Linked DNA regions of Mus musculus: region 2 is linked to region 1. Evidence: chromatin loops called from intact Hi-C (ENCODE). Cell type or tissue: heart. All regions are shown on one strand. Links, peaks and the distances in the headings refer to the core of each region. The heading gives the core; the rest is flanking DNA.

Region 1 (16,005 bases), core at 2,743-10,742:
TGTATGCAGCCATGCCTTCTGGGGGCGGGGTCTGAATTTTTCCTAATTAATGAGAGACATTAATGTGCAGACGAAGCTCTGGGCTGGAATGCAGGGTACTTGGGTTGTAGCTGAATTCAACTATGTTATACGCTACTACTGTCAGCACTGTCTGCTCCCATGTCTCTATCTCCATAACTGGTAAAATGGATAAGGAGCTAGAAGTGGTGTTTAATGGTAGAACAGTTGCCCAATATTCATGAGGAATTGGTTTATCCCAACTACCTCAAAACATTAAAAGTTCTGTCTATGATCTTGTATGATCTTTATTTAAAAGTAAATATCTCTACTTTTCATTTGATTTTTTTATTTTAATATTTTTATTTTAGTGATTGTCTTGTTGAGTATATGTGTATGAATGCATATACCATGGCCCAGTCCTGGTCTTAATTCCTTCAACCATATGGACCCTGGGCATCAACTCAGGTTGTCAGGTTAGTGGTGTTGTGCTTTACAAAAAGAAAAGAGAAGCCAGAGATATGTTTGGTGGAGGCTCAGGATGGGGGAAAGGGTGCCTCTGCGGGCCCATGCTGAGGCATCCCTTCCCCCTGAGGGACCAGCCATGAGAAAGTGAGAGAGAGAGAGAGAGAGAGAGAGAGAGAGAGAGAGAGAGACAGAGAGAGAGAGAGACAGAGAGAGACAGAGAGACAGAGAGACAGAGAGACAGAGAGACAGAGAGTAGAGGATTAGAGGCCTGCCATGAGCACGTGAAGAGAGAGGGGGCGGGGAATGGGAAGAGAGGGGGAAGAGGCTAAGGGCCAAGAGTAAAAGAAGAGAGCAAGTGAGTGAGGAGGGGGCAAGCAGCCTCTTTTATAGTGGTTGCTGCTAGGTAACTGTGGGGCGGAGCCTAGACAATGTGAACAAGGGGTTGACTCCTTTCCGCTCCTGTTGATTTGTCTCCTCAGCTTTAGCTTCACGTTTTATGTTCTCAGCTCACCAAGCTTGCATAGACCCTGGAATCCCACCATTATGCCTAATGCCAGATAAAAGTAGAGGTTCAGCAAATCTTTTATATAAACACAGAAACAATCTTGGCTATAATGTTCCTCAAAAGTTATCATTCAGGAGCTCTTGGACAAGCCTCCATTCTTGAAGAATAAACATGAGATGCTGTTTGTAGAACACAGGATGCCTCGGATGCTTACAAAGTTGTCTCATTCTCCAGGTGATCCTTTTCGAAACGCAGAGCCCAGATCACATGGAAGGCAACTAGAGCAGCATATATAGAGGCTTCCTGGACTCTCACTCTCGCTTGGCTGGGCCCTGTGGCTCCTGATTCATTCCTCCCCTAGGGAGAGGCACAGTAATCCTGAAGACTGTAGAAGATAGCAGCTTTGAGGATGAGGGTGATTCTTGAGGTAGGAGCATCATTGGAGGAAGTACAGAAAAGGGGTTTCTGCACAGCTCCCCTGTTCTCAGATCTCAAATGTACTTGGAAGCCCTTAGAGTATAACTAGAATATGTCATAGACTTATGATGATATTGTGATTTAGTCAACATCCCCTATTCCATTTGACAGTAGAAATATATTTATTTTCACTCATTGAATACGGTCTTTTGGGTAGGTCTGTGCTTTCTGAAATGAGAGTCAATAAATTCCAAGGGCACAACCATGAGATTAGAGGGTTATGCACATTTCTCTCGACTCACATAATTTCTCTCTATATGGCAAAGTACAAGGAGTTCCATATAATTCATGGGGCTCACGGTTTTTCTTGTGGGAATGTAAAATTTACTTGAACCACTTACTTTTTAAGAGATGAAATGGATATAGTTAGACCTACCTGGTGTGTTTTTTGTCTTTGTTTTTATTTTTATTTTTTTTACTCTGTGGAAAGTTGGCTTCCTGTTAATTGCATGCACGGTCTCAAAGCTCTTTACAGAATCTTTCATAAGTGATATTAATAGTAATGGTAGATTTTTTATTAATAATGCATAATAACAATAGCTCTCATTAAAACAACATCAGTTAAGTGATTAGAGAAATGGTTGGAGTTGTGGTTAGAGAATGGGCCTGCAGACATCAGTCCTGCTGAAGTCATTTATTTTTTCCTTATCAAATAGAGACAACTATAATGAGCGATTAAAAGCTTAATAAAATTCTGCCCTAATTGCATAACTGCAGACTGGGGGTTTTGTTTGTGGGAATGTCCTTGGTGGTATCTTATGATGAGGTTTCCCCAGGAGAAAGAACAGAAAACAAAGCATCCTTTGCAAGTGCTCTTAAGTGAGTCATGGTTTTCTCATTGCTTCCTGTACTACAGTTACCATCAGGAGTGGAAAGGAGCAGGTGTCTGGCTTTCAGTCCCAGCTTTGTTATACACTTCCAGCTGACCATATAACAATGGCTTTGACGCTTGGCTTCTTAACCGTTGTCAGTCAAGGATTCCATTGACTTAGTAGATAATTTCACTAACCAGTGTTCTACCAGGTGCCCTCTGAGCGCACCCTGCACCCTGGCCATTTCCACCTTTGTCCAGAGGCTCTCATTTCCTGGGTTTTTACTCTGCCTCTCTTCTGCTTCTGCATCTTCACAGGCACAGGAAGGCCACCTATGGCCATACAAGCTTAGAATCCTGCCACTCCAACTACTTCTCTGCCAGCTCTTTCTACTCGCCCCCAGACAACCAAGGATAAGCAAGATGAATGAGCTCATCTTAAGAAGCTGAATGCTGGGGAAGCCAGGCCAGCTCTTGATGCTTCCTTTCCGGTTCCTTTCCACGCTATATACAAGTATGTCCTAAAGTAGGAATGAAGCAATGTCTTCAGTATGGATGTTAAACCTCTACAATGATCAATGCAAGGTAGAGGGCCACTATGTGCAACAATGTAAGAAAAGTCTGGTAGAAAGTCTACTGAAGTCATGATGAAAATGGTAAACACTGGACTCTCAGGAAGACAAAGCAAAGTTGAGAGCAGTAAAAGTATTCAGGGAGTCTTCTGAAGATCTAAACCTTAACTCTTAGGGAAGAAAGTGTGTGTGTGTGTGTGTGTGTGTGTGTGTGTGTGTATGTGTGTGTGTGTGTGTTTGAGTGTGTGTGTGTGTGAGATAGAGAGAGAGAGAGAGAGAGAAAAGTGTGTATGTGTGTAATATTTATAACTTATATGTATATGTGTTATATATGTTTATACATATAGTCACATTTTCTAGATGTATAACTTAGAAAGTTAATAATATCAACACAGTTTTCTAAAAAGTGAAATTCAGACTTCATATAGCTTTGTCAAAAAAAAGAAGTATTAAGCAATGATAAAATATGAGCTGACTTAATTTATACTGAGGCTCTCAGGAAATTTGTAGTTTCTGAGTGCGATCTTAACCCCGACAAAGTCAGCATCTATGTGTTTAGGCAGGAGGCTGACCTAGTCTGGAAGCATCAGAATAAATAATACCTCATTGTATTTGCTTTGGCTTGCCATGAGTATTTCCCCACTCCTGGACTCCATGAACTTTGCTGAGTTTTCTATTCCTGACTTCTGGTATTTGGAATGGAGACTCATAAATGGAGATAAGAGCCTTGAAATTATGGTCCAGAATCTCTTCCTCTGCAGGCAAGCTTTAGCTTTCATTTCTAATTTCCCTTAGAAGGAGAACACACATATTGTCTCTCAAAATTATTTGAAAGGAAGCTTCATTAATCACTACGTGGCCACTTCTTAGCCTTAGTCCCAAAGGTCTGGTAAGCTTTAAATCCCTAGTGACACCTGCTGGGCAGACCTCTGCTCCTGCTGCACCCTTCCCTCAACCTGCCTCTTCCACACAAAACTGCTGGCCAGGAGGTGGGGGGCCCATTGCTGCCTCCTCAGTGTCCAGCCAGTCTGCTCTCATGCAGGTGACCCTCGCCCGTGTAGCCTATTCTCACGGTTCCTGAGTTCCTCTGCCTAGGCCCCAGGAATCAAACAAGAAGCTACCAAAGCAAGGCATGGAAAAGAGTGCTGGGGTGAGAAGGGAGGGAGAAGGAGAGGGAGAGGGAGAAAGGGAAAGGAGGCAGAGACACTGACAGAGAAATGGAAAGACAGAGAGAGACAGAGAAAATTTCAACATTCGGCAACCCCCCCCCCCCCCCAGCCCTAAGTTACTAAACTGCTTCTTTGTCTGTAAACTCTGGGGTGAACGATGCCATTCAGCCGTATGTTTTGTTCAAGCACAAACCAAATTATGCTATACTTGCGTATATCTGAACATATTGGTTTATCTTACATAGAGTTTAATTGATGCAAACTTGAACTTCAGTGTGTTAGATTTTCAGGGAAAACACCATCCTGCAATTCAGAGCGTTATGTTTTTCTTTGAACAAAGAGGAAAAAAAAAAAAGGAAAAAGGCAATTAAAACCCTGCTTTCTTTACTTCATCCACACTCTCCAACCACTACAGAAATCCTGTTTAACCTCTTGGAGTGTGACCTCTTCTGTCCTTTCCTGTCCAATGGCAAAATTTCCCTCTGAGCCAACATCTGCATCCTTGGACAGATGTACTTGTGTGCAAAGTCCATGTTAGCTGATCAAGCGTGGCTTTGTTTGCACTTATTCATTGCTCACCCAGCACTGTGTAAGTGGTTTTGCATATTAACTAAGTGCACAGTAACCTTTCTTTACCTCCTTAGAGCTCCACCCCCTCCCACCCGCCGGGGGAAATCAACACTGTTACTCGCCTAGGAAGCTGCCAAGAGGTTGTCATGGCAACCGTTCAGCTTTCAGCAGCTACTTTTCTGGTTTGAAGGGGAGGGGAGAGGAGAGGGGAAAAAAAGCACCATCCACCCAACACACTGAGGAGAACTAGGCAGTTTTCTGATCAGAGTTCAGATAAAGAAAGTCACAGTAATTTGTGGCCACTGACTAAAATAACCCCGGGGATGGGAGAGTTACCACATAAGAAGCAAACTAAAAAGGTAAGCGCAAGAAAAAGGCAGTAATTAAGTTATTCGGTGGTGGTCACAATATGAAGTATTTCGGATTTTGTCAGCCCATGTCATCTAAGATGTTATCTCATGAGTCTTTTTTTTTTCATCCCGAGCCAAACAAAGATGATTTTTTTTATGGGATTCCAAACGTCAGGGAGGCAGCGCAGGAGGGTAAGCCAGCCCCAGAGGGGGATGCTCACATCTGAAAGTCATTTCCCCAAAACTTCATTTAACCCAGGAACAATGCGGCTCTCAGGCACCAGGAGCTGGAACCAGGTGCAGTGCCAGGTCAAAAGGCAGCCTCCGGAGCTCCTCTCAGTGGGGGTGGCTGGCTAGGTGTGCCCAGAAATGGTCTGATTTCAAAGGAAGGTCTGGGTAGGGCTAGACAGGAAAGGGGCAGAGTCAAGAAATGAAAGTTAAGAAACCTAATGCCCGTGGGTATAGAGGCACCCAAAGCTCTGCTAATCTGTCTAGACTCCTGTATTGTCAGAAGAAAGTAGCTCAACATGACTCTTGGTGGCAGTGAGCTGCAGGGTGTGGCAGGAAGGGGCTCTGAGCACTAGAGTGGAAGGACTTGGAACCTGTGTCGCATCCTTTTTGTTCCCCTGTCTGGCTGTCTGATTGTCCGCCTGTCTGTCCATCTGTCCATCTGTCTGTCTGTAGCACCTACTTTCCACTGGCCAACAAATTTCCCAGCATCCTCAGTATTCAACCTTCTATATTATTGAGCCCCTTTAAGAAACAACATAGGAACACGTTTTGCCGTAGTCGTCAGCACACAAGCTACTTTCTGAATCTTGGATGTGTTCTTCAGAACCCAGCCGCAGCTACAGCATCCAGATACATTTAAAGGAGCTAATAATAACATGGAAACAAAATAAAATAAAATAAATTGAATAAAAGAAAATAAACATAGATGGGGCTGGGTTGTGAGTAAATAAAAATATACCCCAACCACCAGTGCTGTTTCTAACACGTGTTTTCTTTAATATTTTACTCGATTTTTATTATCTTTTTTTAATGAGTCTTCATGGACTGTACTCTCGGGTTCCAGCACCGGTTAAAGGAGGTATCCTTCAGTACCGCTGTAAGGTTATCATCCCTTTCACTAAATGATGGTAGGGAACTTTTGGCATGAGCCAACTTGTGCTCTGACCTGAAATCCAACTCCCTTTGCCAAACTTCCTGTCTCTGTGGTGTTGCTCACTTGCATTTCGGATTTGACTTTGACAAGCAGAGAAGAGTTGAGGGTAAGGAAAGAGGTGGTGGGCAAGGCCGTGAAAGAGATGTCTATAAACACTGAAGACATACCATGGCTGAAGCCAATATTCTTCAAGGTGGAGTTCAGAAGTACATGATGACAGACCTTCAAAGATCACAAGGAACAAGAAGACAGGAGTGTGATGAGGCCCAAATAAAAAGGACCAGGACCTATAACCATTTATTCTGGCCAAACTGCAAAGTTCTTGAGACTAAGAAGGGCCACTGATAAGATCAAGAACCTTGCCTTGATGCTGGACTTTTTTCCTGCAAAGCTGAGGGAAAGTTCTAAGAGCGAAAGGCAGAGCAGAGCCTCCCCTATGTCACGAATGTAGCTAGAGGCCCCGGCTTACATAACTGTCACAGGATACAGAATGACAGTCCCTCAGCCTACAGTAAATGTGATTAAATTATCTCATCAGACCCGTTCTCCTGAGGATTTCTACAATTTCAGAAAACCATCTGTTAATGTGACCTGTCTGCTAGACCCCCACACAGCGCAGGACAGAGACATTTGTATTCAAAGACATTGCTCCCTCCAGTGATCCGTTGGAGGCCTACCAAGTTTAGTCTCTGCAGCCAGTTGAGGACAGGAATGAGACATGGGGAAATAACAGGGCAGGAACGAGATCGAGCAAAGAGAAAATTCAGAAATTTGTTGTAACTCAGGCACAGATTCCTTCAGCTGACCTGATCTAATTCCAGCAGCGGCTCTCTCTGAAGCCCTGCCACAGCTGAATTTATTTTTATTTTGCCTGCTCAGAGGCAGTGTACGCTGAAGGCAAGAGCACATCACCTTCAGGGGAAGTACTGCAGAGTGTATTACTCACCCCGCCCCCACTGTGTGGAAAGGTTAATTTGAATAAGGCTGCTGCTTCCACAAATAGAACAGTAACGGCACACAGAGAGATGGCCAATGAGAGCAGCTTTCAGTGATGTCATACTTATACCTGCTTCTTATTATTTGCTGAATGGTAACAATGTGTGCCTTTAATCTTACATTTCATTGGTTAAAAGCCCTGCCATTCTAAGTACTTCTGGAGAGTTTTAGGCACTGCGTTTTTTTTTTTACATACTCAGATTCCCCCCCCCCCCCCATTTAGTGTTTGTACCTCCATAAACTGCTGGAAAGTGAACATTTTAAACATTTGTTCTGAAAACAAATATAGCAGACTTTATAGTTCAGGCCCTGCCTACAGGGCATCCCGTGGTCCATCTAACAAGTCAGGGACAGTGTGAGAAAGGATGCTTCATTGATTGCACCCATAGTGAGAACACCTTGTCTTAGTACTGTCCCTCTGATTTAATGGAAAACAAGCAAACTTATTTGGGTTATTTTGCAATGTAGTCTTTCATGGAGCAGAGCTTCCTTAAAAGCACTGGATCTAAGCTTTCTTACTGTGTAGGACTGAGGTCCTTGGAGAAAGGAAGACCTGCATGGCTTATTTTTGTCTTAAGTGGTTTAGAGTTTTAAATCAATTAAATTTTATATCATTAAAATGTGTCTCAGATCACTCAAACTCCAGGGCTTTTTCTGGAGAAACTCCTCCAAGCCAGCTTGGAAAAACCATACTCCCTTGAAGTGCAGGTAGATTAGTTATTCATGGGTTAGGCATTAACCAGCCTACTAAAGGAAGAAGAGGAAGGTTCTGGTTAGCACGAGACACAGATGTGAGTGGGAGGTCAGAGGTAAATGTGGATGCTCCAAAGCCTTGCTGTGTGCGGAGAGGAGAGGGCTCGGGGTCATCCTCACCAAGCAAAGTCAGAGCCTCAAAGGACCAAAGACGAACTTGAGCTGTCCACACTTAGGTAGTAAAGCAGAGCGCAGACCCAGAGGTTAATCTGCGCCACTGCCAAGACAGCACAGTAAATGCTCCAGTGAGGAGGGCAGGGCATTAAAGGACCAGGTAGTTTCTAATGGGCACAAAGGAGAAGCAAGGGGTTCCTGGGGAGGGAGTGGATGCTTGAGTGTGTCTGCAGCAGACATTCCTGACTGGATGTATGTGTTTTCAGAGACATGTTGGGGGGAGGGAGGGGGCCGACAGGTGCACAAATTAGCAAGAATGATTCAAACTAGGAAGAACTAGAAAAATACCAATTCTTTGGGCTGAGTTTGATGTCCTTTGAGTTTGTGTGTTTGAATATTTGGTCTGCAAATATTGCTGTTTTGGGAGATTGTCAACCCTTTAGGATGTGGAGTCCAGTTGGCAGATCTAGGCTGATAAACGTAGGTCCTTAAAGATTGTGTTCACCTCTGGTTTTAATCTGGCTCTGTATCCAAGTGTAACATGTGAAGGGTCATACCGCAATCCCTTAGCACTAATAGAGCTGCCTTGGCTACCAGGCCTGCCCTGTCCTCTGAAGCAATGAATCAGAATGACGCTCTGCTTCCTTAAGTTGCTTTTTTTCACGTATGTTGTTTCAGTGACAAGAGAAGTAACTAGCACACAAAGCATTTTGAACATCTACATCTCAGACAAGTAGCTGACATCAATAAGTTTTGAAATTTAGGTGTGTATACCATCGCTTACTGTCTTCAGAGTCTGATGAGAGGTTATCTAGAGGGCACAAAACTCTGATTTTTCATCTGATGTACCACCCCTGCACTTATAGCTTGGGAAATATTACAGAAAGATCTCAAGAATCAGAAGGTCGTGACATCTGCCTTGCGATTGTGTCTTCTATATATCTCTGGCAAGTTAGACCTATGAAATCACAAAAATGTGCTTGCCTAAATAAGATATGACCAAGGGAGAATACCAATTAACATTCAAACATGGATGGGGAACTCTCCCAAGCTTCACCCTCAGCTGAGGTGCAACTAATGACTCCTGAGAGAGCAAGCTTCACTCTTCTCTAGAGACAAGCCTCTGGATGACGTATCTAACCATAAGTGTCAGTCCTAAACATAATACACATAGGAGTAATACCAAATGGATGAAGAGTTTATTTACACACACACCACCAACCGCAACAGCAACACCAGGAACACCACCACCACCACCACCAGCAACAACAACAAGAACCACATTAACACCAGCAACACCAGCAGCAGCAGTGTGGCAGAGTCATGCATTTGAGAAGGATTTCTGAGTATCACAATGGTATAGTTGGTTGGTTGGAGGGGGAGGAGGCAGGAAAGTGATGCAAATAAAGTTCTCATGTATGCTAGTCTCAAAACAACAACAACAACAACAACAACCCTTTAACTTATTTTTATTTTCTTATACCATGAATAAACCCATGTGTGAACACTGCATTGAGGACCTTCCCCTGGCAAGTGTATGAAAATGGAAAAAACCCACTGAATTTTCTTCAATATTTGCATCATGAAGTCATGCTGAATTTTGTCAAACACCTTTTCTTCACATCTTGTTGAAATTGTTATATAGTTGTTGTCCTTAATCCTATTGATGCGGTCCATTACATTTATTGCTTTGGGTATGTTACACCATACTTACATATTTGTGAGGAGCTTGACTTGGTCATGAGTATGATTTTTGTTTGAGATAGCATCTCCCTATGTAGCCCTGTCTAGCACAGAACTCCCGAGTATCGAGCTGCATCTGCCTTGCCCGTGTTAGCTTAACAAGCAAATAAGATCTTTTAAGTATATTCTTAAATTTAGTTTTTAGGTGTTTTGTTGAAAAAATTGCATTTATGTTCGTCAGGAAAGTTTGCCTGTAGTGTTGGGGGTGTTTTGATGTGTGTGACTTTTGCTTTTTTCTTCACAGAATGCGTTTGGGAGTGTTCTTATGTTCCTTCTATTCATTAACCAATTAATGCAGTGGGACAGTTTTAGAAAAAAGAAATGAGAGTGTCCTCTTTTTGAGTCTCACAAGATCAATCCAAAATGGATCAAAGTCATACACTTAAAATCTGAAACATTAGAACTTGAGGAGAAAACACTTGCCCCCATAAGCACAGGCAGTGGTTTTCTGGATAGGGCATGTGATGTCATAGTATAAGTCAGAACCCCAAGATTGGCAAATAGATTAAAGAAAATTTAACACCCCCCCCCACCCCCGTACAGCTAAAGAGTGAATAGCCAGACTATAGAGTGGAGAAAATCTTTGTCAGCCATATTTCACACAAGGGGGCGGGGATTCCTGGAATGTATAAATAACTGCCAAAATTAAACACACACACAGAAACACACACACACACACACACACACACACACACACACACACACAGAGAGAGAGAGAGAGAGAGAGAGAGAGAGAGATCTTGCCAACTAAGAAATAAGATACTTACCTAACTAAGATGTTCTTAAAAGAAGGAACAAAAATGGTTAACAAATATTTAGAAAACATATTCAACATCCTGAGCCACCAGGAAAAAGAAAATTAAAACTGCTTTGAGATTCCATCTCATCCTCATCAGAATATTTAAGATAAAAAAGATGCAACTAAACACAAATGGTGGTAAAGATAGAGGGAAAGAAGAATATTTATTTACTGCTACTAGCAAGATGAAATGTTGGAGGCATTATGGAAATCAGTATAGTGGTTCCTCAAAAAACTAAAAATAGAACAGCCATATGACCCAGCTGTTCCACTCCTGGGCATATACCCAAAGGAATCTACATCCCACAGCAGAAATATTTACACCCATGCTTGTCACTGCTATATTCATGGTAGCCAGGAAGCAGAATCAACTCAGATTTCCATGGATAGATAAAGAGGTGATAAAAAAGCAATACACATGGACCTTTTGTTGATAAACAAAAGTAAAATTATGAAAATCATTTCAGGGAAGTGATTGTATCTGGAAGTTACTCAGATCTGGAAAGACAAATATATCCTGTTGTCTCTCATAAGCAGGTACTAGCTTTTAATTTTTAAAATATGTCTATAACTGGGTACAGTACTGCCTGCCTTTAATCCCAGCATTGGAAGGGCAGAGGCAAGTGGAGCTCTATGCGTTTGACACAAGCCCGATCTATATAGTGAATTCCAAGTCAGCAAAGGCTATATAGAAAGAACCTATCTCAAAAAGCAAAAAGCAAAGACACAACAAAATAAACCCAAACATGTACATATGTGGGTGTGACTTTGTATATGTGCCATGAACTAGACCCAGACAGGGGAGGGACACTAGAATAGGAATCCTTCTCTTTGGACCTCTTTGCTTACTAACCGTACATCCAATACTTCATCCAGCTCCCACTTAAAATATCAACATTATGGACTAATCTGACTTAACACCTGTTGAAATGGTGTTCCTGGTGCTTTGGTTCCCATAATTTTCTACACTACGTCTTTGTTACTACTCTTCACAACTTGACATGTCTTGATGGCTATATATTTTGACTTATTTTCTGTGGTAACACATGTAAGTGATCCAATAACTACCAAGGGTGTCTGACGTCTCCTGCCTCATTCTAAGAGGTAATCAAGCTTTTCCCATTGATGTAAGACTTTGCCCATCATGGGTAACAATCAAATTACAGGCTATGACTCCATATTGTCCCAATAGTCTTTCCACATAGGAAGTCGGTGGTCTTAAGAGTTGATATGGAGGAGAAAGAGAACCAGTGTTATAGAAGAGATTAAGAGATTAAGAAAAAGAGCAAGCCCTTGGGTAAAAACTATGAGCTGGTATCTCCTTTCTTAGGACTGCTTGCTTCATTTTCCCTCCCACACTTCTGAAACATACTCATAGTAGCTCCAATTCTCATGAATAGTGGACTCTTATCTTGGGACTCTGAATCATTCAGAGAGCAGATAGGAAATCCAGGAAGCAATAGTAAATTCCAAAATGAGAGGCATTCTCAACACACATTTACACATACAAATTTAATGGAGAGAAGAATATAAGTTTCAAAGATGATTTTAAACTCTCCTTACTCTGCCCCTCTCTGAGTCAATTGTGATGATAAAATAGACCCTAAGACTTCTATTTCCCAAACAAATGCAGGTCAACAGAAGATGATATAGAGCTTAAGTAGTGTTTCTTCTAACATCCCGAGTCGACCATCTAGTCAGCTTGCATTTCTCACTCCTTTTAAATACTAAGCCATTCACATCTCAGCTATGTTCTCACCTATGGTCACACCTTCTAGAATACTCCCCAATCCAACGTCCAATGTTAGAGATTGAATCTAGGACCTCACATCTTCCAAGCAAGTGCACTACTGCAGAGCTACATGCCCAGCCCTAGAAATTTTTAACATAACAACAACAACAATAGAATAATAATAGAATAATAATAATAATAGAATGAACAATCAGACTGCTCTTTAAAGCCATGAGATTTATGGTTCAAAATTAATTGGCTATGTTCTTCCACCTATCTCTTGAATGATGCACAACTTCAGTATTTTTAAGTGTTACTTAAAGCAATGGAGCATATATAATCATCTAGAAGTCATGAGTTTCTTTTTAAAATCACATTGTTCTAGAATATCTGAAATAGGAAGAAGAGAGTTTCTAACAGGTAAAGCCATGCACTGCTCTGACCAGTATGCTCAGGACAGCAGGAATTTAGAATTTAGGTGGTGTAACACTGTTGGGAACAAAATAAAAGGGGGGCCCCTGGGCAGAAGTGGGATAGGAAAAAGATGCCCACGCCCTGACAGAGTTTCCCTATTCTCTGGTCAGTCAGGCGTGGGAGGGTTGCTACCTACCTTATCCACTCAGCCCTGGGTCAGCATTCCTCTATCCCACTCTTCAGAGGATAGCCAAGGGGCAGCCCTGCTTGGGGACTCCCCCGGAGCTACTTCCCTAAAGCCACCAGGGGTGTGGGAGAGAGGGAATGGGTGAAGAAGTTCCCAACACCCATCAGAGTGTGCAGCGAGCCTTGAAGGAGCAGAGACTGTCTATGGTTTAAGAGCTTTATTATAGAAATGCAGGGGAAAGAGAGAAGGTAGAAAAGAGGAAGAGAAAGAGAGAGGAGGGAAGAAGAAGAAGACAAAGAGAAAGAGAAAGGGAAGAGGAGAGAGAAGTGAGAGAAGTGAGAGGTAAGAGGACAAAGGAGTAAGAGGGTAAGAGAGCTTGGTGGGGCTGAACACCCCTTTTTATGGTCTTCGCTGTTGCTAGGTAACTGGGGAGGAGTTTAGACTGAAGGTCAGAAGCTTGGGCCATTGCTTACGTGACTACTGACCATGCTTCTCTTGTGGGGCCTGTGGGAGGTGGTACCTTAGTCAGAGGCCAGAGTTTCAGGAGCATGAAGAACCTACTGTGTCATGTAGGCGAATTATGACCATGGGGATCAAACCTCAGCTCGACTGGAGACCTGCCTGCAATTCCCCACATAACAACCACATTTCATTCTGCAATTTCAAATCTGTATCAAGTTTTTGAGTGTAGCTCTTACAATCTCCCCCATGCATATCATTGGGTCTGGAGTCAGAGATCCTATGCTGAGTGATGTTTATTTCTAACTGGTAATCAAACCGTCAAGAACGCCTCTTAGCATCTTCCTGACTGCCCCTTGCAGGAGCTGCTTTAGCTGGGAAAGCCCCACATTTCCCTGTAAAGTTACAATGACCTCCAAGTCATATTCTGAGCCCTGTCTTCACTCACTTCCCTGGGCTTCATCACCTCATTTTAACCTGTTACCTTATTTTCCTTTAAGAAAATACTTTTGATGAGGTCATTCCTTTGATTAAAGACCCCTGCTGGTTCCCTTGCTTAAAATAGAGGTTAGGCTGGCATATAGACCTGATGGCCTGACACGGTTGGGCTGGAATCCAAGCAGCTCCAATTTCTTGGTATGTGACCTTGGACAAGCTGTTCGGCTTGGGCAAGGCACACTTTCCTCATCTATAAGACAGAGGTAGTGTGCTGTGCTTTGCAGGGTGCAACCATAGGGTGCAGGTGAGAAGGCCAGTCACTAAAGTACTTAGTAGTGTGCCAGCCACTGTGGACGCTTAAAAATGTATCTACTTTATCATGTTCATTTTAGTATAGAACTAATACAGGCTGAACACAAGCATTCTGTGGAAGCTCTGAATGTCTCATTTCTTGATTGATTGATTGATTGATGGAAAGACTCCCTCCTACCCTCAATCCAATGAATGCCTTTGGACTTGTCTCTTCCACCATCCTAAGAAGTGGATGTTTGTACTGGGAAGCATTTGCCATTCTTAATTTTTTCCCTTCCCTTCTTTTCTCTTCTCTTCTCTTCTCTTCTCTTCTCTTCTCTTCTCTTCTCTTCTCTTCTCTTCTCTTCTCTTCTCTTCTCTTCTCTTCTTTCTCTTCTCTTCTCTTCTCTTCTCTTCTCTTCTCTTCTCTTCTCTTCTCTTCTCTTCTCTTCTCTTCTCTTCTATTTTTTAATGGTCTTCCCGACCCTGTGATAACAACTCTCCATGTTAAACTTGCTATGATGTGCTCTTTTTACCATGTGATATCCATTCAGATGGTTCATGCCTTTATTCCCAGGACTCAGGAGGCCCAGACAGTTAGGTGGGTCTCTGAGTTTAAGGTCAGCCTGGTCTACAGAGAGAATTCCAGGACAATCAGAACTACACAAAGAAACTCTGTCTCAAACAACAACAAAAAACAACAACACCCAACAAACCAAACAAAAAATTGCATTGTTGTTGTCAGTGTACACTAATACAACTCTAAAAGTATCCCTACGAGACATTCATAGCAGTGTAGGCTACACATTCCTCCTTTCTAGCAAACTCTAATTACTCTTTCAGGACTCATTTTGAATGGTTTCTATAGATTACCTCCTATGATTCCCTTGACCACTCTCTGGTGTAGGTGATATAGTATGTATTTCACAGATGAGAGAAATGATAGCTTGAAAGGTTAAATAGCACTGCTCCAAATTTATAATTGTTACATCAAGGGTTTGAATGCGTATCTTTCTTATGCTAACATTTCTGTTTTTTTTTTCTTTTTTTTTTTTTTCTTTTCGAGACAGGGTTTCTCTGTATAGCCCTGGCTGTCCTGAAACTCTCTCTGTAGACCAGGCTGGCCTCGAACTCAGAAATCCGCCTGCCTCTGCCTCCCGAGTGCTGGGATTAAAGGCGTGCGCCACCACGCCCGGCTAACATTTCTGTTTTTGCAGAGTACTAGCATAAATTTGCTGCCTTAGTCTGATTACAAATTCTTCCTTAGTATAGACTAAAGTGTGATAGACACCTTTTCTGAGTTTATGATGCAGACAACAGCAATCTCCTGTAGGTATTATATATTCAAGTGTCTTGGAGATAGCACTGTGGATCTAGAACATAACTTGAGACTGTCCAGTCCTAAGCTCTGGACTCAGGAAATGCTCTCATTTTCGTTTATTATTTGTCTGGAAGATGTGTGAAGCAACCTTGCTTCTGAGGGAAAACTATTTTACCTCAGAGTACAGTTTTACTAAGTGACTTCCTACTTTTACCACACAATTGTTTCATAGGAGATTCTCAAAGAGATACGTTCTCTGGACCAAATCACCCAGAAGAACTCATTCCGCCAAACCAAGAGAAAAGAAATGAAGCTAAAACCAAAGCTCATCTTGTAAACACCTCTGTTTCGTCCCATCCTGAGAACTAATGCTTTAACATGTTGCTTAGTATTTTCAGCAGGAAACTTTGGTCTACAAGAGCCTACAGTTAAAAGGGAAAACTATACCTAACTGTCTCTGTAACTGACACATTTGTAGCTGGTTAATCACTTGGGATTTCAAAATAAATATTTGAAGCTTCTTGGCAATTCAACTGTAAACTTTTAGAAAAATTCTTAAGTGGGTCTCTGGAAACACATGGTGGGATTCATTCCTTTATTTTTCATCCATCTATATTTTGGGGGGGATTAAATTTTAGTTTTTGAAACTTTGTGCATGAATGCACTGTAGCTAC
Region 2 (16,005 bases), core at 4,423-12,422, 920 kb after region 1:
ATTTGGGCCACAATGGATAGAAATATTTACAGGTCTGATTTTAGCATATATTCTTCCTACATCAGCAAAATGGCCTTTTTTTTCCTTGTCACTAAAGCTAGTCGTGTCTGAAAAACACTTTGGCATAGAACCTACCTTTCCCTTCTCCTTCCTCCTGGAGTGAAGTCATCACCATGCTGTTTTATTGATGTTACAGTCTGTTGCCATGAATTCAGAATTTTTACTTTATAGCAGGACTAAGGCAGAAAAGATAACAAAGGCTATTCCAAGTGAACCCCACGAGGACTGCTGTTTGACAATCCAGGGAGCATGGGAGCAGTAGAGTGGACTGGGAGAATAAAAACAGGGTCTGAGGACAAGTCTTTCTACGTAAGTGACAAAACTGCTTCCCAACCCACCCGTAAAGGTTTCAACACATGGTCACTTCTGCTATTAATTGTTGTGTGCCCAGGGTGAAAGCAGAAGATGTTCATGCCCTTTGTGAACCCCGGCTTCTGTCCTTTGAAATCAGGAGCCAAACAATGAACCTAAGCTTGAATTAATGCAACAGATGATGCTCATTTAAGATACTACCAATAAGGGTTTCCTACTATCTAATAGGAGTATATCAAATCTCAGGTTTGTAAGTCACTTCAAGGAGACCAGTGAAAGACGATTCATTATTTACTTTATGAACAAATCTGGAATGAAGGCACTTAGGTTCTGAAAGTTAGCCCTCTGCACTAAGCTGTCCTGGTTTCATATCCTCATGTTCACTATTTCCTTGACATCATACAGAGACCAGACCACTTGCACATCCAATCCCATAGTTACTCCAATGATTCCAGTGTCCCTCCAAGTCAGCTTTTCCATACAAAGCTTGGCAGCCTTCCACAAACTCAGTCCTGTTCTGGCAGTGCCTTTCAGTAACCATAACTGTCTCCCACATGGAACCCTTACCCATCAGTTTGAGCCCCTCACCTATGTATACCACATGACACTATTCTGACATCACCAGGAGAAAGAAAAGTGCTGCTATAGGATTATATTTTTCAAATCCTACTTTTAATAAGGGTGTTTAAGTGCTTTAGCCTCACTTCTAGCCCACCATCCACCAGGGATAGTAGAAATGAAAGGTTAATAGGACAAAGGAGGATGTGGGCCTGTTTAGACATAGTTCTTTGGAGTGAATCCAATCTGCATTGTCAAGCTATGAACAGTTCAGTCACACAAATAAGCAGCAGTAGCTTGATCCACTCAAAAACACCATTCATGAACCAGCAGTGGCAGTTCGATCCAGAAGAAACCTTGAGGCTCTGCCAATCGTCCCAAGTCAGAATCAGCAAGAAGCCACCAGACAACAACCAGTTCTTTGGTGTGTTTCTCTATGAAGTCACAGCAAAAAATGATGACCAGCAAACAACAGCAGGCGAATAATACCATACAATGTCATGAGTGAAGACCAGCGTAAGCAACGCTGAACAATGACCGCAAAGAATGGTAAAGCATACCAATACCACACAGCATCATTCACCATCTGTTGGGTTATATTTGTTCTCTTTCCAAGCATCATGAGTTTTCTCAAGCAGAACTTTACATGCCCTTTTTCCAGGATGCATTCAGAAAAACACCACATGTCGGGTCTCAGCAAAACATCCTCCCATGTGTCTGCTTCAGCAGAAACATCCTCTCATACAACAGTTTCCAGAAAAACATCACATGATACAACTGAGTCTCCAAAAAAGCCAGAAACTTCCGCTTTATATTGTCCTTGTTCTTCTCTCCACAGTGCAGGAAGTGGAAACCAGCTCAGGTCAGTTCCACCCTCATCCTGAATAAGACTCTTTAGCTATTTTCAAATCAAGAGAAGCCATAATTTTTGCACCAATATTTCTAAAAATAACTAGAGTAAACAGCTCTTGTGCATTTACCTTCTCTCCTGTATTTCTTCACTGGAATTTGGCTTCTGCGACTGAGTAAATGCTCTGTGCATTTTTTGCCACAGGCAAAATTTCATATCCTCTTGGTTCTGAGATATGGATGCATCAGCTATTTCAAATTTTTGCAGACTAAATAGAATATTAATGGCCCTAATGATTTTTAAATACTATTTGCAAGGTTGTTTAAAATGTCTTGGCAACAATCAATAAGATAATGAACGTGAAAATACTGTGTACGTGGCAAAATGCTACCCAAGCATAAGTGAAAAGATTAAAATACTTTTTATAAAAAAATACCTTCGATGGAAGTTATTTGAAGGGATAGAATAGACAGTAAATAACCACAACTTATTCAAGTAGAGGATGCATTAAAAATAAATCCAGACTGCACAGATCCCTAGACCAACTCATAACAATAACTCATACAGTTTGTCGTTTTAAAACAAGAAGACATTATTTTACATAAACAGGGAAATAATCCAATGCAAGATATGTTGTTTTTTTTAAGCCTCCAGGATAAAAACCTGCTTTCATTGTTTTCTATTCTAAGAAGCTTAAATCAGAATAAAAAATATTGTCAGGAGAGCCTTGTATATAAACATAGCTTCAGAAGTCTGGGGCGTGTTACCACAGAACAAAGTATTAGCAACAAACATGATAGCAATGTGCAAGACAATACAACACTGAGAACATCCTATGCGACGCCTTCAAATGGCCTTATCTGCTGTCTCAGTCAGGGTTTCTATTCCTGCACAAACATCTTGACCAAGAAGCAAGTTGGGGAGGAAAGGGTTTATTCGGCTTACACTTCCATACTGTTGTTCATCACCAAAGGAAGTCAGGACTGGAACTCAAGCAGGTCAGGAAGCAGGAGCTGATGCAGAGGCCATGGAGGAATGTTCTTTACTGACTTGCTCAGCTTGCTCTCTAAGACTACCAGCCCAGGAATGGTCCCACCCACAAGGGCCCTTTCCCCACTTGATCAATAATTGAGAAAATGCCTTACAGTTGGATCTCATGGAGGCATTTCCTCAACTGTAGCTCCTTTCTCTGTGATAACTCCAGCTGTGTCAAGTTGACACAAAACTAGCCAGTACATCTGCGTAACTAGTTTTGCAAAAAATAAAAAATAAAATAAAAACTAAAAAATAAAAACCTTTAAGAGTCTACAGTGTTCAGTGTGTTTGAAAAACATAAGTTCATCGTCAGTTCGGGTAATTTCTAGATTTAGGAACCCAGGTGAAGAGCAGAATGGGTGGGACTTGGGAACGGGCGCCTTACATCTGTCTAGTTGGTATGAGTTGATGAAAAGGTGATTTGTTGGTTGTTACTTTATATGTGAAATGAAAAGGAATTTGGTTTGGCTACAGAAAAATCTGGGAAATGTCTACACTAAATAAAAGAAACCATACAAAGAAAAATGTAGAAAAAAAAATAAAACCAGCTAATTGCATTGTCCAAAAAAAAAAAAAAACTTGCATTTGTGAAGCCTGGTTTATATGGAAAAAAATGAATCTCTAATAAAAGAAACTTCTAAAACACAGAAGAGGATAAGAACGGCGAGCACAGGACAATTACTGTGGGCTTGTCTCCCCGCAGAGTTCCAGCCATCTACACATACCCTCTGAGAAATCTGTCCTGCCTGATCCCTGAACACCCGCTAAAAATAGCTTTATCACCTACCAGCCAGTTCCTGAAGTCTGTCACCCCAACTCTAGTCCTGCTGCTGACCAAGGAAGCCTTGATTTCAGAGCATCACACTAGAAGGTAGAAGCCCTTCAAACTGATTCTCAGGCTTGGAACTTCTGTGCATGGATGAGCCACACACAGAGATCTCTGGTCAAGAGAGAAAATAGGGCCTAAAAGTCAACTGCATGACACTCATCAAGCGTGCCCTGGGATTGAGTGCTTCAGAGAAGGAGGGGGGAGAGAGAGAGAGAAAGAGAGAGAGAGAGAGAGAGAGGGGGGGGGGGTGGGAAATAGGAAGAGAAGGAGAGAGGGGGAGAGATAAAGATAGGGATAGGGACAGAGACAGATAGAGAGACAGAGACAGACAGGCAGAGACATTGAGTGTCTTACAAAGCTGGTACCTACCACACTCCTCCATGCAGAGGTTGGTTTTCCTCTCGGAATCTCCATGAAGAACACCTGGGTGGAATTGTCACAAGGGCAGTCTATTGCATTCTGCCGGCTGGCAGTTTCTTCCTTAAGCCCAATTTCCTCCAGTCCTTTTCTCAGAGTGCCTCTTGACTCAAGTGACATGGCAAGACACAAACAGCTCAGTCTCCACCTACAACCCAGAGGGCAAGAACAAACTGCATCCCTTTTCTTTGCCTGAATAAAAATATCTAGAGGACCTCGGGGAAAAATAGGGCAATGGATATATGTGAAGAAAACTTCCAAAAATAAAACCTTTGTCGTAGGTCTAAGGCAGGTTCTGGGTGGGGCATTCCTAGGTCCAGCATCACATGTCGCCATGGGAGGAGTGTCTGGCTGCTAACAACAGTTTGAGATAAAAGTCTGTGCGAGACAGTGAAGTAGGCCTAGACTGTGAGACACCTACGACTATTTTCACCCAGGGTTGTATGCGTTAAACAGCCCTGCTCCTCCAACTTTCCACACTGTATTTTATAATAACAACTTTTGAACTATATAACTTTCATATATACATTCTGCTAGCTTAAAGCCCCTTTTAGGTGTGAAATGGAGAATTTTATAAGCACTTTGCTAAAGGTCTGAATCCTGAGATATACTAGGGGGAATGGCTTGCTTATTGGTTGTGCTTTCTGCCTGTTAGCAGCTTCTGATAGCAGGTACGCTCTTTAAAACATTTTTTCCATAGATATTCTCTTGGGATTCCCATAGGAACCTATGCATGGGAAAATACCACAGAGAGGAAGGCTTTGGGAAGGGGTGACTCCTTTCAGCTCTTCCCCAAATTCCTCTCCATGACTTCTGACTGAAACTGAATCTGATCTGGCATTTCCCCAACACTTAGGGTGATTTTCTTTTTTGGTATAGGAAAGCAAACAAGCAAACAAACAAAAGATTCAATTAGATATGACAAAGCAATCAGCTTTCTCCAGCCTGGGAAATTAAAGCACTGTCATTCTGCGTGCCGGTCTATGACAGAGCCCAGCAAGGGCTGATAAGAATGTGTCCACAGTGCTTACTTCAAGACGGTGAGACATTGATAGGGAACAAGAAAGCACAGGAAAGGGAAGATGAGAGAAGCCAGGGGGGATGGAGAGGAGGAAGGGAGGGGTGAAGGAGAAAAGGAGAGAGGTGGGGCTAGAGAATCTGAATCGCCTGTGAGAGCCCAGTCAGCCCACACTAGCATAGAATTTACCCAGTTTAAAATGTGGTTTGGAAATAGATATCAGAGTTAAGTAAGACATCAAAAGAATGACCACAGAGTGTCTGACAGCACAGTGACATCGGAAAGACAGCCAGGCAGGTTCCTAGCCCTTCAGAGAAGTGCGATCTTTTTTTTTTTTCCAAGTGATAATGAATTGGCTGAACATCCATCCATTTCTGATGCTCTCTCTGTATGCCAAGACCCTGCTTGTTTAAGCGAGAATGGATGTGGGAGGAGGCTTCTCAACAGGAGAAGCAAAGCTCAGGCCAAGGCCATGAAGGAGCCCCTGAGCAGATCATCCTAGAGCCTCCCTGGGTTTCTCCTCAGCAGCACAGTGCAAGCTGCCTGCAGCTCAATGCTCTCCCACGTGTGAAACAGCCCGATCTCCCAACAGAGCGAGACCCACTTGATGGATGGTGTCAGAGGGCTAAGGTGGAAGTGGATTTTGATTGCTTTGATTGTGAGAATCCAGGCATTTAAAATGCACGAGACGGCTTAACTCTTTATCTATTGGTGCTATAATAAATGGGACAGCCAAGGAACATTTCTGTATGTTCCGCAATGCAGGACAGAAGATTACATCAGTGTTTTTTGTCCAGCGTGTCTCAGGTGGAGTGATGAGATGTATAGTCTTCAAAACTAGCTTATTACATGAATAATACATGCATATATTTCAGCAAAAAATATTCAAACACTACAGATAATACAACGAAGTGAGTTCATGATTTTACCTTTTACACACTCCCACTGTTCTTTCTGCAGGCAACCAAACTTCAGGTATTGTGATTTTAGTCATTTTCCTGTATATTAAATGAACCACCGATTTTTTTTCCCAAATGTGAGTTTCAGTTTTACATATTGCTTTTCTTTTTCTGCTTAACTTCACATCCCTGAGGGACCCACTCCCTGCCAGGACACAGAGCTCTGCTTTCCTCTTTCGTATCTACAGAGTTAGTGTGGTTGATGTAGAACATCATACTTGGGCTTTTGAGGCTTAAAGGGAGTTTGAAAGGTTATGCAACACTGGCCAGGTTTTGCTGTAACTTAAAAAAAAAAAGTGGTAGCTTGCAAGTGCATGCTTAAGTTGTTAGTCATGGAAAAGCCACTTAACAACATAAATGACACCATCAGGGGGAGCAGGCTAGCATGCTCTCTACCTTGGAATCTAGCAAATGTTCTAGATAAGTCTTGGTTCTCTGTCTTTGTGCTACCTACTTTAAACTGGCCATGGTCAGATAACATCCAAAACTGACTATGTTTTATATGAAACCTGTGACTCTGTAGGTTTTTAACTCCATAGAGGAATGTTGGGAAGGGAAATGAAAATAGGAAACAGGTCAGCGGGCTGGTTGAAGTGTTCTCTGTATTTGCTTCTTTGCATCAATCCTGAAGGGCTGGGCAGTATCTTGCTAAACTCCGGTATTGACTGGATAATGTTTTTATTCTCCCCTGTGAATGGTTACTGTCTGACTTTTAGCCAATGGAATTTCTGATTACCAGTGTTTGGTTACGGTGCCGATAAACAGGCATCATTGGGAGGTTTCTACAATCTTTTTTTTTAAGAAAATAAAATGAGCCAAAAGTTTAGAGGCAGGGGGAAAATACTATCATAGTATGCTGATCTCGAGAGTTTAAACTTTTAAGACAAAGTGTATCCTATTTACTCCCCAGGAGCTAAAAACATGTCGTTTTATGTCAGTTTGTAATGAATTAGCACAACTCTTTGATCAATGACATCAAAGACTATCAGCAGCACCAATAATACAGATGTTAAAAATTTTTTTCATTGATTAAATGCCTGAAATCAATCAACCTTTTGCCATCCTCTTTCCCCCTCCCTTGCTCCTGCAGAAGTGAGATGATTCAAGTGAGTTTGAATCTGGATCCACGTAGCCTCCCAAGAAGGAGGATGGGGGAAAATGGGATCAACTAGACAGTCCACTCATTATCAGCGACTGCAACTGAACCCACCAAGACCTCATGTAGTTCAAGTTCCCTCCTCCAGGAAATATCAAAACCCAAGTGGTCCTCACACACTGAAACAGAGGAATTTCTAGCTGTGTTTCCCGTGACCACCATGGCTCCCCTGTATCCTCGCAGCCGACACAGCCCAGGTTGGTACAGCCCAGACTGGTGCCGCATCCTCGCAGCCGACATAGCCAAGGCTAATGCCCTTGTTCCGTTTGTTCAAGTAACTTTTCCAGGGCTCTGCTGTCAGGCGAATTATCTCAGAAACAAGCAATTATAACCACATTCACAGCTCCCTAAAAGGGTGAGTGCATTCTAATAACAATTTCTCATGAAAGAAATACAGTAATTGAAGGATTGGCAAGGATATCGCAACAGACCAAGACCTCTGGAAGATTCCCCCGCCCCTTCTCCTCGCTCTCCAAATTCAGAGAGGAGAGAGAGAGAGAGAGAGAGAGAGAGAGAGAGAGAGAGAGAGAGAGAGAGAGAGAGAGAGAGAGAGAGAGAGACTCTGCACTTTCTTCCCATTGGAGAAATTGTCCCTTTCCATCCAAATCTACTAAATATATTCTGCAAGGGAAGAACATATAGCCGCAGTAACAATAAGGAGTTTGGCATTCTGGGTTCTGGCCACGCTGAAGTCTTCAATATCGATGTGTTCATCTCTTGCTTATATTTTGTTGAACATAATCACAATGTAAAATATTTGCAGAGTGTTCTCCCTGAGGTAACACATGGAGAGGTGCTTTAGAAAGGCAGATTATCCTGCTGACCTAAGGTAAATTTCATCCTTTGGGGAATTAATTCGCATCTTTATCAGTATAGCATAGTACAGCTCAAATCAAGCATGGCGAGGCTTTGAGGCAACCAAACTATCCTGTATTCACTGCTAGATACGGTGCTCTGAATGAGTAGAACAGCCTCTCAGATCTCAATCTCCAGTGACTATAATACAGCAGCCCACAGTTGCAGCCTAGAGTCGCACGCTAACACGCATGCCCTCGATGCTTGCCCTCAATGCTTTACCTGCCCACAGCGATTTTTCTAAGACTGGGTGGTGAATTCTTTGGCATTAAGCACTTATCTCTGCATCCCCCACAACACAGAATAAAAGGCTTTCTCCATCCTCCTAGTCAGTAGCTAGTTGTTGGATTGATTAACCATCATTCTGAATAGTTTTTCAGATACTGGACCTCTGAAGTGACAAATAAACACACACTTTGAGCCAAGTAGTGAAAACCTTGTCAGACATTTTACCCAAAGGAAAGAAAGTTTTGCTTATTTGTGTTTATTTATATATTTCCTTTCGGACAAAGTAAACGTGGACCAGACGCGACACTACTCATATCGGTTTGTATATACGCATGCCTGCACACGGATTGGGGCTTTGAGACCACTCATTCCATTTGGTTCTGGAAACAAGGAAAGTAAACCATTGTAGGAGAGATAGAAAATGTCTAACCTTGCTTTGTTTTTCATGCATCCTACCAGAGCATTAGAACAGAGGGGAGACAAAAGGTAATTGAGCTGGGATCCGGGGAAAGCATTTTCTAAGTGAATAAAAGGCCACTGTGATGAGTTCAGCGGCAGAGGGAGTTCCCAGGCACATCTCCCGAGACTCTGGAGTCAACCGAAACACAAAGGCTTTCTTTCTCAAAAAATGCAGGGAATGCTAGCTTTAATATTTGCCTCTTGCCTGCGCTGGTGACACCGGTTTGGACCTCAGAACCCCACCAATGGGTGGCAAAGCTGGACTGGACGGATGGCTGAGCGGAAGCGGAGCGCCATCTACTGGCGACTGGAACAAAGAACGTCCTTTAGTCTCCCGCTCTGTTCCTGGGAGCAGTCCTGCTTCATTTATAGCCCTACAGCTCCAAAAAGAAATGACAAATTGCACGAGCTTCTTACCCCTCCATTAGCTCTCCTTCCCCAGTTAACCTTAAGGAGAATACACAAAGGAAAGAAACTGTAAACATTCTGGGAAAAGAACGCAGTAGTAGGGGGCGGGTGGAGTAGCCTGGGAACCTACTTGGATTTAGCTATTTGGTAAGGCTCAAGCAGGGCACTTCTCTATGCCCTCAGCTCCTCTGACTAAGGTTGCTAAATGCCAAGAGGCTCATAGAGTGACCTGAAACAAAGGCAGAGGGGTCTGGACACCCCCATCTCCCGGGACTACCCACCACACCTCCATTCCACTGTAGAGACTCTGCAGGAAGGGCTGGTTTTCCGCTGTGGTTTCCCCCTAGCCAGCAGCATAGAATCATTTGGTGGTCCCTCACCTTACCGTCCTCGTGCTTTCTGAGGAGAATTGGGACCTTTTTACCTCTCAATGGATCCTAGAATTTCCCCCAAGGAATTCAAAGAACACGGGGTTGTCCGTTTCAAAGGGTTAGCATAGCAAAACCATAACTCACTACAAGATCCTAGTTAGAAAGAGTTCCCTCTCTATCAAATCGAAATAGCAAGACCTGATAGCACTCTCCGTGAGGTTTCCAGTGACAGAAAACACTGTGACCTAGCCTGAGGGGGCTACATGTAGAACACAGTGCTTCCCAAAGTGTCTGCAGAGTGTGCTCTTCCCCAGAGGGCCTTCCTTGGGACGCCGGAAGTTGACTGTCTCACCCACCCTGCTTCTCAGCAAAGTCCCAGGAGTATGTCTCTAAGGCTAGGTTTTCCGTGACCACCACAGACTTTAGCATCCATTTCAAAAGGATGGAAGCCTTAGATGATGATGATGATGGTGATGAAGACGACGACAACGACGTCGACGACGATGCTAGTGATGATGATCTCAACTAGAAAAAAGAAAAATGTTTTCAAAGGGCTTGATGGCTGTTTTCAGAAAAGCCTGCAGTAGGTTCTGCATATTCTTGGTTATCTCTTAGGATTAAAATCTTAGTTCAGAACTTCAGAGAAGACAAGCTCAAAGTGGCTCCTCGCTCTTCACAGTGTAGCCTCCCTCAATTTCTAAGTTAAGTCCATACTTCATAGGAGAGCGCAGAAAGCATCCCACTTCAGTGATGACTTAGGTGACCATCTCAGATGCAGGAGTGCACGACTTGAGCAAGAGATCTCTGCAGATAGCATCCAGTACACAGACTAGCACTCCATCAGAGTGCACAGGCTCCCCCATCTTAGCTTTTCTGTATGTGGCTCTACTGTCTTTCATTTCCTGTCACCCAATCACATCAGTTCCAGAGCCATGCAGGTCTAGGTACTCATAGGCACCGGGTTCTTTTGTAATTGTTGATCCCTGAGCTCTGTTCCTGAATGATGGTGGATACCTGCCTGCCTGGGCTGCTACACACGGGATGTTCCAGCTCTCTGGTTTAGGCTCCTCGGGTATTTTTTCTTTTAATCTCATTTTGAACTCCATGGGTATAAATGACTCGCTTTTGAAATTGCTGATTCTTTGCTTACCTTCAGATGCCCAAATATTTTGAATGTAGAAGCCCTAAATGTGGAAAAACTGTAATGAGCACATTCATAAATAGTTAATACTAGTATCAACATGACTTCTGGAGCAAGAAACATAGATCTCCAGAAATGACTCATACCTAATTTTTGCCTGGAGTCAGTATCTTCTGGTCCAATTACCTTCCCTTCTCTGTACTATTGTAGTGATGTGATAATGCTCAAGAGTTCCTCCCTAGAACCTGGCCCATTCCAGCATGAAAGTATGGTGCTACGCTTGGGTAATTTAGAAGTACCATTAAGCCATAAGAGGACAACCAGAGTTCTAATGAGTTTTTGACTTCTGGTAGCTGTGACACAAATAGGCTCAGACTGAACATCCCACCACATACCTTCATCCAAGATTCTTACGTAATCTAAATAATAACCTTATGATGACACATTATCTCTCTTAATCTAAGAATAAAATAAAACACAGCAGTGTTAATTTGCTTATCCGAAGTAACAAAGTGATGTGGCTGCATACTGAACTTGAGATGGCTGCAAAGCTCAGATTCTTGCATTCCTTGCTATACATATTTGTCTTGCTGTGGCCACCTTTGTGGCAGTATTACTTGTTCTAGTATGTATTTTATGGCTGTGATAAAACATGAAAGAAAGATTATGGGAGGAGAGCGTTTATATCATCATTCAAGTTACGGTTTATCAGTGAGGGAAGTCAAGGCAGGAATATGAAGGCAGGCCTGCTTGCTGTTCCAAGCAAGAGGACCATTAGCCAGGTAACTTACTTCTCATCCAATGTACAGCAGGAACCACAGGGGAGGCTGCTTGCAAGCTGGCTCCCTTGTAGGCTCATGCTCTGCTAGCTTTGCACAGTGGTCTGGTCACTCCTGTATTAGTTAAACATCAAGACAATTCCCCAGAGACGAGACCACAGACCAATCTGATTTAGAGCAGTCCCTCTCAGATGGCTGTAGGCAAGTTGACAGTGAAAGCCAACCAGGACACTAGCCAAGAAAGAAGACAAAGATACTCTGGCAAATGCTCAAACTTACACCAAAAATGGAAATACGAATGCAATGCCCCCTAGTTCCTCTGTCTATTCTGTGCCCCATCTGACAGCAGCTCATTTGGATCTGGAGAGAGATTGTGGAGATTCTTCAGTTGCTAATAAGACTGAGAAGTAGAGTTCCAAAGAAAGGAAAACCAGGGCTCTGTTTATGAACAGAAAGAACATGAGTACAGGAGGTGAATATAAGAGAGTGATGGCTGGAGAGAGGGCTCGGTTGGTAAAGCAACTGGTGCCCAAGCGTTGGGACTGGAGTTCGGATCCCCAGGTGGGGAGAACTGAAGGAGAAGACAGCTGAAATGGCTGCTGAACTCTCGGTGTTGTTTGATTGGGTGAGGGATAACACCTATAGCAAAGATTAGGGATATAAACAAGGGAGCAAACTTAAGTCAGGGAGAGAAGGAGACGATAACTTACTTGTTCTTGGCCAGAAACACAAAATGATTAGGTAAGCCATACACCCGGAGCACACACATCCTTAACGACAGAGCCTTTGCAAAATTGCAAAATAACCTGAAAACATTTGAGAGCTTCAGAAGTCCCTTTACCTACAGTTTTGTTCTATTCTTGTCACGGGATCATTCAAACGTATCACTAAGAGCACAGCATCATTTACACATGATTTCACATTCCAGATCACACATGGACACAATTAGCCTGCCAATAACTGGGGCTGTCCTTCCAGCCAGCAGAGTCCAGAAAGCAGAGACCCATCTGTACTCCAGATTCCTGTCTGTCTCCCAAGAGGCTTCCAGGAGACTAGACTGTGACAAGAAATCCCTCCCAGGCAAATCCCAGGTGTGGGAAACATATACAGACATGGTCTGTACCTCACTCAAGAGGGAGAGGGCCAGCTGGGCCTTGTTCAGAGGGATTCAGGATTGAGACCGCAAGGATGATTTAAAGCAGGCCATCTCTGGAGTAGAAGACGCATGGGATGTAACGTTAGAATCACGGGTGGATCGCTTCCCTCATCTTGGCAACACGCAGGGGCTGCTTGCCTATGACCTCAGCTGGCTCTCGGTGGAAACAGCCTCAGATATGACCTGAGAGGCAGAATTCAGAGAAGCTTTTTCTAGATTTGGTGGGAAATGTGATGCCAATGAGAATAAACCTCAGACCGACCTGCGTGGGTAGAGTAGCCTAACCTCAGGAGTAGATGGCTTAGTTAGTGTTGAGACCCCAAAATACAGTTCCTCATGTCGTAATGACCCCCCCCCAGCCATAAAATTATCTTTTGTTGTTACTTTATAGCTGTAATTTTAGTACTGTTATGAATCATTACGTAAATATATGTGTTTCCCAATGGTCTTAACGTGACCCCTGTGAAAGGGTCATTGCCCCCTCCACAGGGGCTGTGACCCACAGATTGAGAACTGCTGGCTTAGAGACTCATTCTTAGAGAAACACTGTCCCTGCTACAGCACTCTTGTGGTCATTCAATACTGAGGACATCCTGGAGTTCAAGACAATTAAAATGCATCCAGGAACTTGGTTTCCCTAGCAAAGAGAGCACAACTCACCAGTAAAATTTGAATTTTAGGTGAACAGTGATTTATTTCAGTAGATAAATGTCCCCCACACAATTCATGAACATGGACATTCTGTACAAATTATCTTTTATAAATATAACTTCAAATGTAAATAGCCAATAGACATTTTATGTCACAATCCTACATTTTAAACCTTAATTTATCTTGTATTTTGACAGATTTGACTCTTGTAAAAATTTCACTACACTGTTTAGGTTCTCACAAGAGTGGCTAAAAAAATAAATGAATAAGGTGCTACTAAATATAATTTTATGGAGTACTCAGATTCATCTTCACCCAAATCCTGCCAGAAACTTCTCTTCCTGTTTCTTAATCTTATCAGTCACTAATTGATCAATTCACCTACACACTGCTCTAACAGACACTAAGTCCCTACATGCACTGGTGCACAGGTATCTCTCTCTCTCTCTCTCTGGTTTTTTTTTTGTTTTGTTTTGTTTTGTTTTTTTTTTTTTTGGTTTTTTTTTTTTTTTTTTTTTTTTTTTTGGTTTTTCAAGACAGGATTTCTCTGTATAGCCCTAGTTGTCCTGGAACTCACTTTGTAGACCAGGCTGGCCTCGAACTCAGAAATCTGCCTGCCTCTGCCTCACGAGTGCTGGGATTAAAGGCATGCACCACCATGCCCGGCTCACAGATCTATCTCTTAACTGTAATGGGATGAATGGGCTCCCATATTTTTCAGTGAGCAGTCACTATAAACACATCTCTTTTTTATTATTATTATTAGATATTTTCTTTATATACATTTCAAATGCTATAGTGAAAGTTCCCTATACCCTCCCCCCATCCTGCTTCCCTACTCACCTACTCCCACTTCTTGGCCCTGGCATTCCCCTGTACTAGGGCATATAAAGTTTGCAAGACCAAGGGGCCTCTCTTCCCAGTGATGGCCGACTAGGCCATCTACTGCTACATATGCAGCTAAAGACATGAGCTCTGGGGATACTGGTTAGTTCATATTGTTGTTCCACCAATAGGGTTGCAGACCCCTTCAGCTCCTTGGGTACTTTCTCTAGCTTGTCCATTGGGGGTGGGGGGACCTGTGTTCCATCCAATAGCTGACTGTGAGCATCCACTTCTGTATTTGCCAGGCACTGGCATAGCCTCATACAAGACAGCTAGACCAGGGTCCCTTCAGCAAAATCTTGCTGGCATATGCAATAGTGTCTGGGTTTGGTGGCTGATTATGGGATGGATCCCCAGGTGGGGTAGTCTCTGGATGGTCCATCCTTTCATCTTAGCTCCAAACTTTGTCTCTGTAACTCCTTTCATGGGTATTTTGTTCCCTATTCTAAGGAGGAATGAAGTATCCACCTACTGGTCTTTCCTCTTCTTGATTTTCTTGTGTTTTGCAAATTGTATCTTGGGTGTTCTATGTTTCTGGGCTAATATCCACTTATCAGTGAGTGAATACCTAATGACTTCTTTTGTGATTGAGTTACCTCACTAAGGATGATATCCTCCAGATACTTCCATTTGTCCAAGAATTTCATAAATTCATTGTTTTTAATAGCTGAGTAGTACTCCATTATGTAAATGTACCACATTTTCTGTATCCATTTTTCTGCTGAGAGACATCTGGGTTCTTTCCAGCTTTTGGCTATTATAAATAAGACTGCTATGAACATAGTGGAGCATGTGTCCTTCTTACCAGTTGGAACATCTTCTGGGTATATGCCCAGGAGAGGTATTGCTGGATCTTCTGGTAGTATTATGTCCAATTTTCTGAGGAACCTCCAGACTGACTCCCAGAGGGGTTGTACAAGCTTGCAATCCCACCAGCAATGGGGGAGTGTTCTCTTCCTCCACATCCTCGCCAGCATCTGCTGTCACCTGAATTTTTATCTTAGCCATTCTGACTGGTGTGAGGTGGAATCTCAAGGTTGTTTTGATTTGCATTTCCCTGATGATTAAGGATGTTGAACAGCTCCTTGAGTTCTTTGTATATATTGGATATTAGTCCCCTATCAGATTTAGAATTGGCAAAAATCCTTTCCCAATCTGTTAGTGGCCGTTTTGTCTTATTGACAGTGTCTTTTGCCTTACAAAAGCTTTGCAATTTTATGAGGTCCCATTTGTCAATTCTTGATCTTACAGCACAAGCCATTGCTGTTCTGTTTAGGAATTTTTCCCCTGTGCCCATATCTTCGAGGCTTTTCTCTACTTTCTCCTCTATTAATTTCAAAGTCGCTGGTTTTATGTAGAGGTCTTTGATCCACTTAGACTTGAGCTTTGTACAAGGAGATAAGAATGGATCAATTCACATTCTTCTCCATGATAACTGCCAGTTGTGTCAGCACCATTTGTTGAAAATGCTGTCTTTTTTCCACTGGATGGTTTTAGCTCCCTTGTCAAAGATCAAGTGACCATAGGTGTGTAGGTTCATTTCTGGGTCTTCAATTCTATTCCATTGATTTACCTGTCTGTCACTGTACCAGTACCATGCAGTTTTTATCACAATTGCTCTGTAGTACAGCTTAATGTCAGGCATGGTGATTCCACCAGAGGTTCTTTTATCTTTGAGAATAGTTTTTGCTATCCTATCCTAGTAAACACATCTCTTTATCTTTTAATTAACTAATTATTGGTTTTTTTACTTATTCACTTTACATCCCACTCATTGCCCCCCTTTGGGTCACACCAAACACAATCCTTCTTCCATCTTCCCTCCCCTTCTCTTCTGAGTAGATGGTGCTCCCCCTGAGTATCACCCAACACTGCCCC

The links. A loop is a pair of places that touch in the nucleus more often than their neighbours do. Peaks named below come from ENCODE experiments on the same cell type or tissue, not always from the same donor. Only the 100,000 strongest peaks of a DNase experiment are listed, where the experiment ranks them.
Region 2: a loop joins it to region 1, with 2.1 times the contacts of the local background. A loop is called at or near these places in 2 of 42 quality-filtered maps.

Annotation. Positions count from the first base shown.
Region 1 is chr14:100,454,611-100,470,615 of GRCm38, forward strand. It overlaps Gm34199 (a long non-coding RNA gene), which reads left to right. Exons shown (of 6, transcript XR_003951137.1): 4 at 1,205-1,397; 5 at 2,577-2,772. Among named protein-coding and RNA genes, the nearest start is that of Gm26367, 44 kb to the left of the region's middle. In heart, for the core only: a CTCF peak has its summit at 3,743 (motif pointing left); a DNase peak (open chromatin) is centred at 7,041; H3K4me3 peaks cover 483 bases; H3K27ac peaks cover 2,036 bases.
Region 2 is chr14:101,370,509-101,386,513 of GRCm38, forward strand. No RefSeq gene overlaps it. Among named protein-coding and RNA genes, the nearest start is that of Gm34361, 180 kb to the left of the region's middle. In heart, for the core only: a CTCF peak has its summit at 9,035 (motif pointing left); no DNase peak of the experiment used is centred there; H3K4me3 peaks cover 220 bases; H3K27ac peaks cover 1,308 bases; H3K27me3 peaks cover 1,108 bases.